Linked DNA regions of Homo sapiens: all the other regions are linked to region 1. A link is a contact called in ENCODE Hi-C or POLR2A ChIA-PET data. All regions are on one chromosome and are shown on one strand. The core of a region is the stretch at or near the end of the contact, and the rest is flanking DNA. Distances in the headings are between cores, read along the strand shown. Region 1 holds the start of SLC15A4 (solute carrier family 15 member 4). Region 2 holds the start of ULK1 (unc-51 like autophagy activating kinase 1). Region 3 overlaps EP400 (E1A binding protein p400).

Region 1 (4,024 bases), core at 1,506-4,005:
TTCAAGTGATCTGCCTGCCTTGGCCTCCCAAAGTGCTGAGATTACAGGCATGAGCCACTGTGCCACTGCACTCCAGCCTGGGTTACAAGAGCGAAACTCCATCTCAAAAAGAAAAAAAAAAAATGGCACATATGTGTGTGTGTGTGTCTATATGTACATGTTCAAGGACATATATTAGTATCCAATAATAAGTTAAAATACTAATATATGCCCTTGAACATGTATAGACACATATATATACACATGTATACATGCACACATATACACACACTTATATACACACATATATACATATATACACACAGATATACATATGTGTATACACACACATATATGAGAACATAAGGTGACTTGCATCATTTACATTCAACAAATGGTCAGTCATTCACTCATCCAGTTCAATCTAATACCTATTTATCATTGGCAAGTGCTGTGCCAGCCTCTAGAACTACAATCGTGGTTAAAACAAAGATCCCGGCCATCCCAGCTTTGAAGACAGGCATTCAATAGTTGCACAAAATAAGTATAAATTATAACCGGTGCTGTGGGAAAAAAGTATAGGGAGTTCCAAGGCCATAAAAACGGGGAGCTAACCTAGTGTGGCAGGGTTAGGAAAGTGATATTTGAGCTGACAGCTGGAAATGACAAGCATCAACAGACAGGTGGCAAAGGTCCAATTCGGGCATTCAATTATTCTCTCCTTAGACATTGATTAAATATATATTGCCTGCTGTGTGGCAGCACTGTGCTGACCATCAGTCTATCTGTCGGACATTTAAAAAAGTTTTTTAAAAAGAGAATGCATGCAACTTCAAGACTTACTGGCAGGATTACTTCTCCAGATGACCTACTGGCAAGCCAACTTCCCAGCTACTGGCTCCACCCTCATCTTAGCTGGAGGGAATGATGAAGGAAGAGGAGGTGGTCTTACACTAATTGAATCATTGCAGCAGCTGTGGATCACGATTCCTTTCTTTCTTGCCTTTTTTTTTTTTTTTTTTTGAGACAGGGTCTCACTATGTCACCCAGGCTGGAGTGCAGTGATGCCCTCACTGCTGAATGCAGCCTCTACCTCCCGGGCTCAAGCAATCCTCTTGCCTCAGCCTCCCAAAGTGCTGAGATTATAGGCGTGAGCCATCATCCCAGGCCGGGGTCTCAATTTCTTTTTTTTTTGTCTTTTTTTTTTTTTTTGAGACGAAGTCTCACTCTGTCACCAGGCCGGAATGCAGTGGCACAATCTCGGCTCACTGCAACCTCTGCCTCCCTGGTTCAAGCGATTCTCCTGCCTCAGCCTCCTGAGTAGCTGGGACTACAGGCGCCTGCCACCACGCCCAGCTAATTTTTGTATTTTTAGTAGAGACGGGGTTTCACCATGTTGGCCAGGATGGTATCGATCTCTTGACCTCGTGATCCGTCCGCCTCGGCCTCCCAAAGTGCTGGGATTGTAGACGTGAGCCACCATCCCAGGCCGGGGTCTCAATTTCTGAAGCCATGCTGAGGGCCATTTTTGGGCGGCACTCTTTCACTCCACTATGTGCCAGGCGCTGTCCCAGAGGCAGGGGGCACAGTGAGGAACAAAACACAAGAGAATCCTGCCATCAGGAAGCTTACACCTGTTAACACATGCAGGTTGGGGAGATAAACGAATAAATTAAAAAATGTAACAGGTAATAAGGAGAAAAGAGTAACATGATGGAATGGGATACTCGGGCCTTGGACAGGCTAGTGAAAAAAATGTTTCTCTGAAGTCAACACTTCGGTGGAAGGTTGAAGGATGAGAAGCCAGCCATGCAACCATAGATGGTGTAGGGGCAGTCTCTGGGAAAGCCTGAAACAGGCTGGAGCTTGCCTTGTTCTAAGCCAGTGAGTCTCAATGGGGGCGTATTTGCCCCCAGGAGTCCTTCGGCAAAGTCTAGAAGACATTTTCGGTTGTTAACCTGAGGTGCTAGGGGGTGGAACTGGCCCCTAGTGGATAGCAGAGGCCAAAGCTGCTGCTGAACATCGTGCAACGCACAGGACAGTCCCGTCGCTCAAAGTGCCAACGATGCACGGGTTGAGAAACCGGGTCCTCTCCAGGACTGAAGCCCAGGGCAGGGAGCACGGGGGCAGCCTGAGCAAACCCGCCTGGAGAGCAGCCGCCGTCTCAGTGTGAGTTTTGGCTGCCTACTGGGCCCCACCGAAGCCCGAAGAGGGCCAGGCTCCGGCTTCTTTGTTTAAACTCCCTTAGTCCGACTGCCTGCAGTGGCTCATGCACGTAATTCCAACACTATGGGAGGCTGAGACGTGAGGAACGCTTGATGCCAGGAGTTCGAGACCAACCTGAGCAACAAAGCGAGACCCCATTTCAAAAAACTGTTTAAAAATTAGCCACAGGCAGCGGCGAGCGCCTGCGGTCCCAGCTACCCGGGAGGCTGAGGTGGGAGGGCCGCTTGATCCTGGGAAGCTGAGGCTGCAGTGAGGCGTAACCGCATGACTGCGCTCCAGCCTGGGCGAGAGAGGGAAACCCTGTCTCAAAAAGGCAAACAAAGGCTCTCGGCCGCCAAGCTGCGGAATCCCAAGCTCCCCAAGACACGCAGTGATCCAGAATACCGGCCACCTCCTCGCCTAGTGCCCGGGGCGGGGCCGGAAGTTCCGGCGAGTGGGGCGTTGAGCAGCGGCGAGCCCGCCCAATAGGGACATCTCAGGCCCGGCAGTCTCGCGAGAAGGGCGGCGGCCCTGGGTTCTGGGACAGGTGACCCGGCGGCGGGGCGAGGCAGCTGGCGGCGTCGCATGGAGGGCTCTGGGGGCGGTGCGGGCGAGCGGGCGCCGCTGCTGGGCGCGCGGCGGGCGGCGGCGGCCGCGGCGGCGGCTGGGGCGTTCGCGGGCCGGCGCGCGGCGTGCGGGGCCGTGCTGCTGACGGAGCTGCTGGAGCGCGCCGCTTTCTACGGCATCACGTCCAACCTGGTGCTATTCCTGAACGGGGCGCCGTTCTGCTGGGAGGGCGCGCAGGCCAGCGAGGCGCTGCTGCTCTTCATGGGCCTCACCTACCTGGGCTCGCCGTTCGGAGGCTGGCTGGCCGACGCGCGGCTGGGCCGGGCGCGCGCCATCCTGCTGAGCCTGGCGCTCTACCTGCTGGGCATGCTGGCCTTCCCGCTGCTGGCCGCGCCCGCCACGCGAGCCGCGCTCTGCGGTTCCGCGCGCCTGCTCAACTGCACGGCGCCTGGTCCCGACGCCGCCGCCCGCTGCTGCTCACCGGCCACCTTCGCGGGGCTGGTGCTGGTGGGCCTGGGCGTGGCCACCGTCAAGGCCAACATCACGCCCTTCGGCGCCGACCAGGTGAGCCGCGCCCCCGCGCGCTGTCCCTGTCCCTGTCCAGCCCCTGCCCAGCCCCAGCCTCTTCCCCTGCCCCAGTCCCTGCCTCTGACCGCGGAGGGAGCCCCTTGCCCCGGGGGGCTTCTGTCTAGTGCCGAGGAATCCCGCCAGCAGGTGGGCCAAGACTGGAGGTACCGGTGTGATGGGTGCTGGAAGGGGTTTGCCTGGGGCGGGGTGAGGTCTACACACACAGTGATGGCCACAGTGGCTTTAAAGAAAAGAGAGGCCGGGCGCGGTGGCTCACGCCTGTAATTCCAGCACTTTGGGAGGCCGAGGCGGGAGGATCTCTTGAGCCCAGGACTTTGAGACCAGGTTGGGCAACACAGTGAGACCTCATCTCTACCAAAATTTAAAAATTTGCCCTCCGTGGAGGCGCACACCTGTAGTCCTAGCAGAGAAAGGAGGATTCCTTGAGCCTACGAGTTTCGGAGGCTGCAGTGAGCTAGGGTCACACCAGTGCACTCTAGCTTGGGTAACAGAGTGAGACCCCACCTCAAAAAAATAAATAAATAAAATTTAAAAAATACGCTGAGCGCAGTGGCTCACGCCTGTAATCCCAACACTTTGGGAGGCCGAGGTGGGTGGATCACCTAAGGTCAGGAGTTCGAGACCAGCCTGACCAGCCTGGCTAAAAATACAAAAATTAGCCGAGCGTGGTGGCGGGCACCTGTTC
Region 2 (3,985 bases), core at 1,225-3,724, 3.1 Mb before region 1:
ACACTGGAGGAAGTGGCAGATGCCCACAACCAGGTGTGTGTGGCTGACTGGGATGGAGCTGGGCCTGGGGATACTGGTCCCGGGTCTGCGGGGGTCGTGCGGACAGTCACAGGGCCTGGCCTGGAGATGCCCAGGACTGGACCTGGGGAGCCCTGGAGGGGAGCAGCAGGCAGTGTAGCCCAGGGTGGAGGGGGAGTCCCTCAGAGTCGCTGCCTGGCCAGGGACAGCTGTCCACTCCTTGCTGGCTCCCAGAGCCATGACGCATGTGCAGGCTGTGGTCCAGGCAGGAGGCTTCCAAACATGGAGAGGATGAGGAAAGAGGAGGAAGGGAGGGAGGAAAGCAGGGAGAAAAGGGGTGGGAAGAGGGCGGGAAAAGCAGCAGGAGGGATGGCCCAGCTCCAGGACACAGTGTGCCTGGGTTTCCAGGTACTCGCTGGACCTGGGCCCCCCCCACCCGGCACCTTGTGACAAGCCTCGGTCCCCAAGGCCACAGCAAAGCTCTGAGAGGCGGACGGAGGAGGCCACCAAAACACGGCCTGCCAGCCCTTCCCTCAGCCAGGGGCTGGGCCCTGGGCTCAGTAAACAGGTCACAGAGCCATTAGTCAGCACTTTGGCGGGGCGGATCTCCCGCCTCAGGTTCCTGGTCCCCAGGACGGCACCCTGGCTCCCACAGCCCCAGCCCTGCCTGCCCTGGGCCCCGGGACACGGAGGCAGCACGAAAGCCAGCTGGTCCCACCGCTTGCTTCTTGGGGCCAGCCGGGCCCGAGGTCATCTCCTTGGCCAGCCAGCGGCAGCCGCCTGTGCCCCGGCCCGGCCCTGACTGCCAGCGAGCAGGAGTCTCCGGCGGCCCCTCCCCCGCCCCGTCTGACGCAGAGCGAGGCCGGCCAATGCCGGCCGCAGGAGCAATGTCAACAAACACACGGCCTAGACAGGTGGGCCAGGCCGGCAGTGCTGCCAGGGCCAGCCGGGGACGCCGGACTCAGGCAGGGCCCCTAGGACTGACGCCCGGCGGGGAGGGGATGCCTGTTCAGGAGAACTCAGCCCTGCCCTGGGGCGCCCTGCGGCCCAGACACCCCCTCCCCGGTCTCACAGCTGGGGAAGTCACAGCAAGAGCCAGCACCAGCCCAGGCCTGGACCCAGGGTGGAGTCTCCAGGGGCCCAGTAGACCCCAGCCTGGACAGGCTCAACACCAGTGCTCACCAGGGGATCCAGCACCTGGGGCCACAGTCCCCCAGCCCGGTCCCCAGCAGACCGCAGCCCAGAGGCCTTACCTGGAAGTCGTACAGGGCCACGATGTTTTCATGTTTCAGTTCCTAGGACAGAAACCCAAGTTTGTTATCAGTGTGGGGAGGGGGGCTTGCCCACGCCCACGCCCACGCCCCCTCCCCCAGCACTGGCTCACCTTCAGGATTTTGATTTCCTTCCCCAGCAGCGTCTGAGACTTGGCGAGGTTCTTCTTGTTAATGCACTTGACGGCGACCTCCAAATCGTGCTTCTGAAAGCCAAACGTGCACCTTCAAGGCCAGGGCTGCCCCTCGCAGGCCTCCCCCAGACCCCAGTCCACACAGGTGGGGCCCTGAGATGATCCCGGTTGGGAATCCCGGGACTGGAAGGCCGAGTGGGGAGCCAGGTTGAGGATCGCGCTGGGGGTCCTGGGGTAGGGATCCAGCCTCGAAAGCCGGCTGTGGGACCAGGTTGCGGGGTGTCCCGGGGTGAGGGTTTGGACAGGAAAGTCGGGCTGGGGGTCTCGGAGTGAGGATCTGGGCTGGAAAGCCCGGCAGCGGATCTCGGGGCGGGAGTCTGAACTGGAAAGTCGGGCTGGGGGTCGCGGGGTGGGGATCCTGGGGTGGGGGTCGGCCTGGAAAGTCGAGTGGGGCTCTCGGGAGGCGTGGGGGGGTCCCGGGACAGGCGGGGAATCTCGGGGCGGGGATGCAGGGGCAGGGGATCCTGGGCGGGGGATCCCGGGCCGGACGGGGGCCTCACCTCGCGGTGGCGGCCCTTGAAGACCACCGCGAAGGCGCCGTGGCCGATCAGGTCCTTGCGGGAGAACTCGAACTTGCCCACGGTCTCTGTGCCGCCGCGGCCGGGCTCCATGGCGCAGGCGGGCCGGGGGCGCGGGGCGGGGGGTGGCGGGCCAAGGCGCGGGGGACTCAGGCGGAGGCGCGGGCCGGGGCGGGCGGGCCGGGGGCGCGGGGCCGGGGGCGCGGGGCCGGGCGAGGGCGCATCTCCGGGGCCGCGCGCCCCATCGGGCAGGCCGGGGCCGGGTCCCAGCCCCGCGGGCCAGGCGGGGTCCGAGGGTCGCGCTCCCTCCGGCGCCTGTGCCACGGCACTCTTCCCGGGCTGCTAATCCGAATCCGGATCCGACTCCGACTCCGACTCCGGCTCCAACTAGGGCCCGGGCTCGGCCCCAACGGAGAAACAAAAGAGCCGCGGCGCCCGGGCCTCAGAGCCTGAGACGCCCGCGCAGCCGCACTGCGCGCCGGGCCGGGAGGCGGGATGAGGGCGGGGCCTGCGGGACGGAGCGGCAGAGCCGGGCGTGACGAACAGACGGGGGGCGGGGAATGGGGCGGGGCCTGTCGGGGGGGTGGGCGGCTGGGCCGGGCCATTGCGGGGCCGGGTGGGCTGGGAGTGGGTGGGGCCAACAGCGGACCCGCCCCGGTGAGAGCAGAGAGGCGCGCTGACCCGGGAGCGGGCCACGGGGCTCAGTGTTGATTCCTTGCCCCACTCCCTTCCACGCCCCTTCCCCGCCCCTTCCCCGCCCCGCTTCTTCTCTGCTCCCCTCCCTCCTTTCCCCTCTCTCCGTCCTCCTCCCTCCTTTTCCCCTTCCCATCACCTCTCTCCCTCCCTGCCCCCTCCCTTCCGCCCCCTCCCATGCCTTCCCCCCCGCTCCCCTCCCGCCCCCACTGCCTGTTCTCCTCCCTCCTGTCCCCCCTCCCTGTTCCCCTCCCTCCCCTTCCCTGTTCCCCTCCTTCCCGCTCCCTGTTCCCCTTCTACAGGAGAATGGAGAACAGGCGTGGGAAATGTTCCCAAAACGGGGGACTGCGCAGAATTAATTCTTAGAAATAGAATGGCTGAGTTAGAGGTTAGGCATTTAAAGTTGAGTTCCATAATGCCAAATTGCAAAAAAAAAAAAAAAAATTGTAGACCAAAAAGTTGTCACCCAAACCAACGACATAGCCCATAAATCCGCTGGGGAGGAAAGGTTAGCTAGATGGGCTGCGCATCGGTCCTGTGGAACACTGCACAGAGGTAAATATACCTGTGCTCAAGGGTGAGTTCTCCAAAGATTATAATTAAGTAAAAGCAAAATATGGAACAGGGCACTGTACTGTCTGTCGTTTTAAGAAAGCGGTAGGATTGGGATGTGTGTGTGTGTGAAACGCCTGTAATGTGTACATGGTCGTTCCTAACTATAATGACAGCTAACTCATCACTTAGGCCAAGCAGCGCACTTTCCAGCGATTAGTGCATCCATTCAATGATTCCACGAGGCACTTGCTGTTATGTCCCTGTTTTACAGATGAGGAAATCAAGGCGGAGAAAAGTTGGAGAATGTGTCCAAAGTCACACCGCCGGCAGCCAAAAGAGCCCGGGGGCTCACTCACAGAAGACACAGCCAACAGCGATTGCTCTGGGAGAGAGGACCGGGGAAAAGTTAGTGCTGTTCACCGTACACGTTGCGCGCTAGTTGGAATGGCTTTCACCACGTGCAAGCACTGCTTTTGCAAATGCATGATTCTAAACAATGCTCACCAACCCAGCCTTCAGTACAGTCCTAAAGTAACAGCCCAGAAACACACACTTCAGCCAGGACCCTCCATGCTGCCTCCCAGAGCAGCCCAGCAGCTGGACAGCCTGATGCCCTGGGCTGGATCAGCAAGTCCTGGATGCCTTTTACCTGCACCCAGCTCATCCTCCAGGCCGCAGGACACACAGACTCCCGACCCTGGACTGGGGGCCAGAAGCCACCGAGCTGGAAGGGACA
Region 3 (4,487 bases), core at 873-3,372, 3.2 Mb before region 1:
TAAAAATTAGCTGGGCATGGTGGTGTGTGCCTGTAGTCCCAGCTACTCGGGAGGCTGAGGCGGGAGAATCTCTTGAATGTGGGAGACAGAAGTTGCAGTGAGCCAAGATCATGCCACTGCACTCCAGCATGGGAGAGTGAGCCTCCGTCTCAAAAAAAAAAAAAAAAAAAAAAAAAAACCCCAAAAAACAATGCCAATCCGGAATTCTGTACTAAGCAAAACTGTCTCTCAGGAACAAGAGTGACACACAGGCATTTTCAAGCACTAAAGGAAATTCCAAAGGATGGGTCAAGTGGAAGGAAAGTAATTCCACATAAAAAGTCAAAGATGAAAAAGGACAGAATTATGGCTGGGCATGGTGGCTCACGCCTATAATCCCAACACTTTGGGAGGCCAAGGCAGGTGCATCACGAGGTCAGGAGTTCGAGACTAGCCTGGCCAACATGGTGAAACCCATCTCTACTAAAAATACAAAAATTAGCTGGGCCTGGTGGCATGTGCCTGTAATCCCAGCTACTCAGGAGGCTGAGGCAGGAGACTCGCTTGAACACAGGAGGCGGAAGTTGCAGTGAGCCAAGATCGCGCCACTGCACTCCAGCCTAGGCGATGGAGCAAGACTGTGTCAAAAAAAAAAAAAAGGAAAAGGGACAGAATTAAAACGCACACTAACAGCAGCATTTGAGATGAATAAACTGAGCTACTGTGTGATAAGATCATTGCTGGAGAAGAGGGTGGAGGCCATCGTTAACTTCATACTCTGATACAGAAGTGTGCACATGGAGATTTTAGGGTAACCACTTAAAGAACAGAAAGAAAATATATAATTTTTCACTGGCAGAGGGGAGAATTGATAAAAAAAAAAAAAAAAAGAGAAGGTGGCCCAAAAGAAGGCAAGGAAGGGAGGAAAGAAAAAACAGAACAAGCAAGACAAACAGAGTCCAAACAAAAGAGAAGCCAGAAATTCAAATATACCCAACCTTATATACAGACAAGTGGACACGTGTTTCAGGTAAGAGTCAGAGATGGAAAGCCTGACCTCACAACAGCACCGGACCTGCCCGCGAGCTGCTCACAGGAGGTGACGAGGGACACACAGAGAATGGCTGAAAACAAGGAAGGAAAAACACAGACCAAAAACTTCCAACAGGAGGGTGGTGCTTTACTCATGTGAGGAGAATAGGCTTCAAGACCAGAGATATTACTGAAGACAGTAAGAGTCATTTCAAAATAACAAAATTCAAAACTTTAAACTTAAATGTGGCTAATGAAAAGCCTTCTAAGATATAAAGCAAAACCAGAGAGAAAGGTAAGAAGAAACAGATAAAGGCATACTCAGAATGGGACATCTAAACACGCCTTCTCAATAACTAGTAACACAAGTGATTGGCAGGACACACAGAAGACCGAAATGACACACACAGTAAACTTGACCCAGTTACAACAAAATCATCTCACAAGTGAACCCATCCTGAAGACTGCTCTGGAAGGACACAGACCATTTTTTAAAACTGACTGTATTCTGGACTAGATAGCAAGTTTCAACAAATTTCAAAGACTGAAATCATTGAGACCTCATTCTCTGACAATACAATGAAGATTTATTTTTAAGTCAATAATAAAAAGTAACTGGAAAACCTCACCTGGAAATTAAGAAACACTTCTAAAAAGAACCCAGGCAGTAAATAAGAAATCAAAATGGAAATTCAAAAACATTTAGGACTGAAGGAAAACCAAATAATAAAATTTGTGAAATAAGCTCAGGTGGTACTCCATCTTAACAAGTTAGAAAATGAATAGCAAAATAAAAGAAAGGAAAGGAAGTAAAAACCCTGGCAAAAGCCCGGCATCGTGGCACACACCTGCGGTCCCGGGCCCTCCGGAGGCTGAGGAGGGAGAACTGCTTGAGTTCAGGAGTTCGAGGCCACCCTGGGCAACACAAGCAGGAGCGCGTCTCAGAAACAGACCTGACAAGGCAGGCAGAGCGCACGAACGAGGCTGAGCTGCCCCGATGCCGTGAGGTCACACACACAAGAGCAGTAATTGAACTCATCCATGCACAATGACAACTACCACAGGACCCAGTGAGTCACCCCAGAACACAATGATTGAACATCACAAGATTCAATGACTATAACCCACTACAACAGTCCATCTGTCCACTGTACTAACAGCCCTCGGACACACCTGTACTCATGGGGCTTGCTTTATTGGAGGAGACAAAATCACCTGAACAAAGTACTTATAGTATTTGTTGAAGGTGATAATACAGAAACAGAGAGCAGAAAAGCTGAGCAGGAAGGGAGACTGTGAGCAGCGCTGGTAGGGGCACAGGTGCAGAGGAGCAAGTGCAGAGGGGTGCACAGGCCAGGAGCCGTGGGCAGCAGGGCTCTGCAGAAGACATCCACACCCCCACACCCCCGACCCACCCACACAACCACAAAGTATTCCTGGGGGACGGATGGCAAAAAGGAAGCAGGAGAGATGGCAACAACCAGGGAAGGGTGCGGAGGAGGAGCTGACAGTAGCAACAGGAAGCGGCTGCTCCAGGTCTCTTCTGGAAGTCAAGCACACACAGCTGCCTGCCAATGGGCTGGACCTGTATGGATGACTGTAGGGGTTTCTCAAGTAGGCTAAAGGTCTGCAGGGACAGCTGCCCTTCCTGAGCCGGAAGCCTCTGGTAGGAGCAGGTCAGGCGTACACACCTGAGGCCTGAGGGATCAGACATCTCCATGGATCTGTCAAAGGCAGGTAGGATGAAGAATCTGGAACTCAGGACAGTAAGTGGCTACAGACATGAATCTGGGTATCATTCGCACCGAGACAGGACTTAAAGCTTTGAGGCTAAAGGAGATGTGTAAGGGAGGGAGGGAGTTCATACACATGGGCTTTAAACAAGACAAAAAGCACCGTAACAAAGAGGAACAGAAACTTCAAGCAAAGTAGAAAAGAACAGAATTTTCTTACTCTGACAAAAACACAGCAAACACCCTACTTCACAGTGAAATACGGACTCTGACATTCACCACTGTGCTGCAGGTCCCAGCCAGCACAGTAAGGCAGGAGAAAGCAAGGGTTTAAGATGGGAGAAGTAGATCGTCATGATTTACAGGTGATACAACTGTATACGAAGGAAATGCAACAAAACAAAACCAAATCCTAAGATAAATTATTCAAATAACCAGAATCTAGCAAGGCGGCCAGAATAAAAAACTAATGTACAAAAATGTACAACAGCCAGAGACAGAAAATGGAAATTAAAAGCATACCATTTACAAAAGCATCAAAAAATACTGATTGCTTAAGAATAAAACTAACATAATCTATAACACTTTCACAAAATATTAGAAAACTTCATTAAAAGGCATTAAAAAAGACTTAAGTAACAAAAGATGCATCATATTGGTGAATCTGAAGGAAAGACTGTAAAGATGTCAACTCTCCCCTGAACAGCTACAGAATCAATGCAATTCTAATAAAAACTTTCAGCAGTTTTGATTGTAGTGTATGAACTAAGCTAACTAAAATTAACACAGAAGTGGAAAGAGCCAAGAATAGGCACGCTACACCCAAGGAAGGGTGTGGTAGGGGGACTCGCCCTCCAGACACCAAGTGTCACTGCCGCTCATAGCGAGAGCGCCGTGGGACCAGCATGGCCTCTGAGACAAGAAGCCCTGAACTTCCCCACAGGATCTCAGGTGGAGGCGGCACTGTGGATCGATGGATGACAGAATTGGGCTTTTAAATAAATGGGGCTGAAAATAGGGTATTCATAGAGCACATCAAATTGAATTCCTGTTTCTATCTCAGACCCAAAAACCAATTCCCAGAGGATGTAAGACTAGCTGAGAAGGTAAAACTCCCCTGCTCTAACTGAATTCCTGTTTCTATCTCATACCCAAAAACCAACTCCAGGAGGGTGGAAGACCAGCTAAGAAGGTACCACTCCCCCGCTCTTAGAGAAGGATGCAGGGAGGTAACTCCATAAGCTCTGGGAGGAAGCAGGACATAAAAGCTCTAGGCAGAGAGGAAGACGGGAGGGCACACTGCACACATGAAATCAGGAACTCAGTTCTCCCAAAGACACCAGGTAGAACTTGATGAACAAGAAATATCAAAAAATATCAAAAAATAAAATAAAATATATTTTTAAAAAAGACACCAGGAAGGGAGAAGAGGAGCCTGGAACTGGGAGAGGGCAGCTGTACCCCACAGAGCTGGAGATCGACGTCCAGAACATGAAGGCAAAGCTGGCGACAGCTGGAACAGGCCCCGGCAGAGAGGAGCCTTCCCAGGAGCCAGAGGGGTTGAAACCTGAGGCCAGGAGACAACACTTCCCTCCAGTGCACCACCCAGTGCAGCCGCAAGGGCTGGGAGCTCGCAAAGCCCGCGAGACACACAATCCAAAGGCCGGGCACCCACTCCTGACACTCGGGCCCTCACCCTGTTCCCCGCTCACCTGGATCTGGGTCTGCACTTGCTGGGCCCCG

What was found. Hi-C counts contacts between places; a loop is a spot of excess contacts on that map. ChIA-PET counts read pairs that join two places held with the same protein, here RNA polymerase II (POLR2A). Pooled maps may share reads with other maps.
Region 2: a loop to region 1 is called in a pooled map, with 9 times the contacts of the local background. The contact joins the promoter of ULK1 here to the promoter of SLC15A4 in region 1. A Hi-C loop is called at or near these places in 1 of 168 maps with a recorded cell type or tissue (gastrocnemius medialis) and 7 of 50 pooled maps. POLR2A ChIA-PET finds 5 or more read pairs at or near these places in 1 of 52 experiments (activated T-cell).
Region 3: a pooled map shows a loop between it and region 1 (3-fold over the local background). The contact joins the enhancer-like site here to the promoter of SLC15A4 in region 1. A Hi-C loop is called at or near these places in 2 of 37 single-sample maps with no recorded cell type and 9 of 50 pooled maps.

Annotation. Positions count from the first base shown.
Region 1 is chr12:128,822,689-128,826,712 of GRCh38, reverse strand. It overlaps SLC15A4 (solute carrier family 15 member 4), which reads left to right and starts at 2,755. Exons shown (of 8, transcript NM_145648.4): 1 at 2,755-3,315. The coding sequence starts at 2,770. It overlaps LOC124903083 (a long non-coding RNA gene), which reads right to left and starts at 2,769. Exons shown (of 2, transcript XR_007063602.1): 1 at 823-2,769. RefSeq lists an enhancer at 2,845-3,004.
Region 2 is chr12:131,893,111-131,897,095 of GRCh38, reverse strand. ULK1 (unc-51 like autophagy activating kinase 1) reads right to left here and starts at 2,474. Exons shown (of 28, transcript NM_003565.4): 1 at 1,984-2,474; 2 at 1,403-1,495; 3 at 1,272-1,313. The coding sequence starts at 2,094. It overlaps LOC124903059 (a long non-coding RNA gene), which reads left to right and starts at 2,938. Exons shown (of 2, transcript XR_007063538.1): 1 at 2,938-3,249; 2 at 3,521-3,985. RefSeq lists an enhancer at 1-290 and silencers at 658-717, 748-807, 778-1,072, 2,215-2,724, 2,755-2,804 and 1 more.
Region 3 is chr12:132,069,611-132,074,097 of GRCh38, reverse strand. EP400 (E1A binding protein p400) reads right to left here. Exons shown (of 53, transcript NM_015409.5): 51 at 4,457-4,487. Among named protein-coding and RNA genes, the nearest start is that of SNORA49, 41 kb to the right of the region's middle. Within about 2 kb of position 2,122, at least 3 of the 41 ENCODE cell types and tissues checked have a DNase peak (open chromatin) inside an H3K27ac peak, as active enhancers do.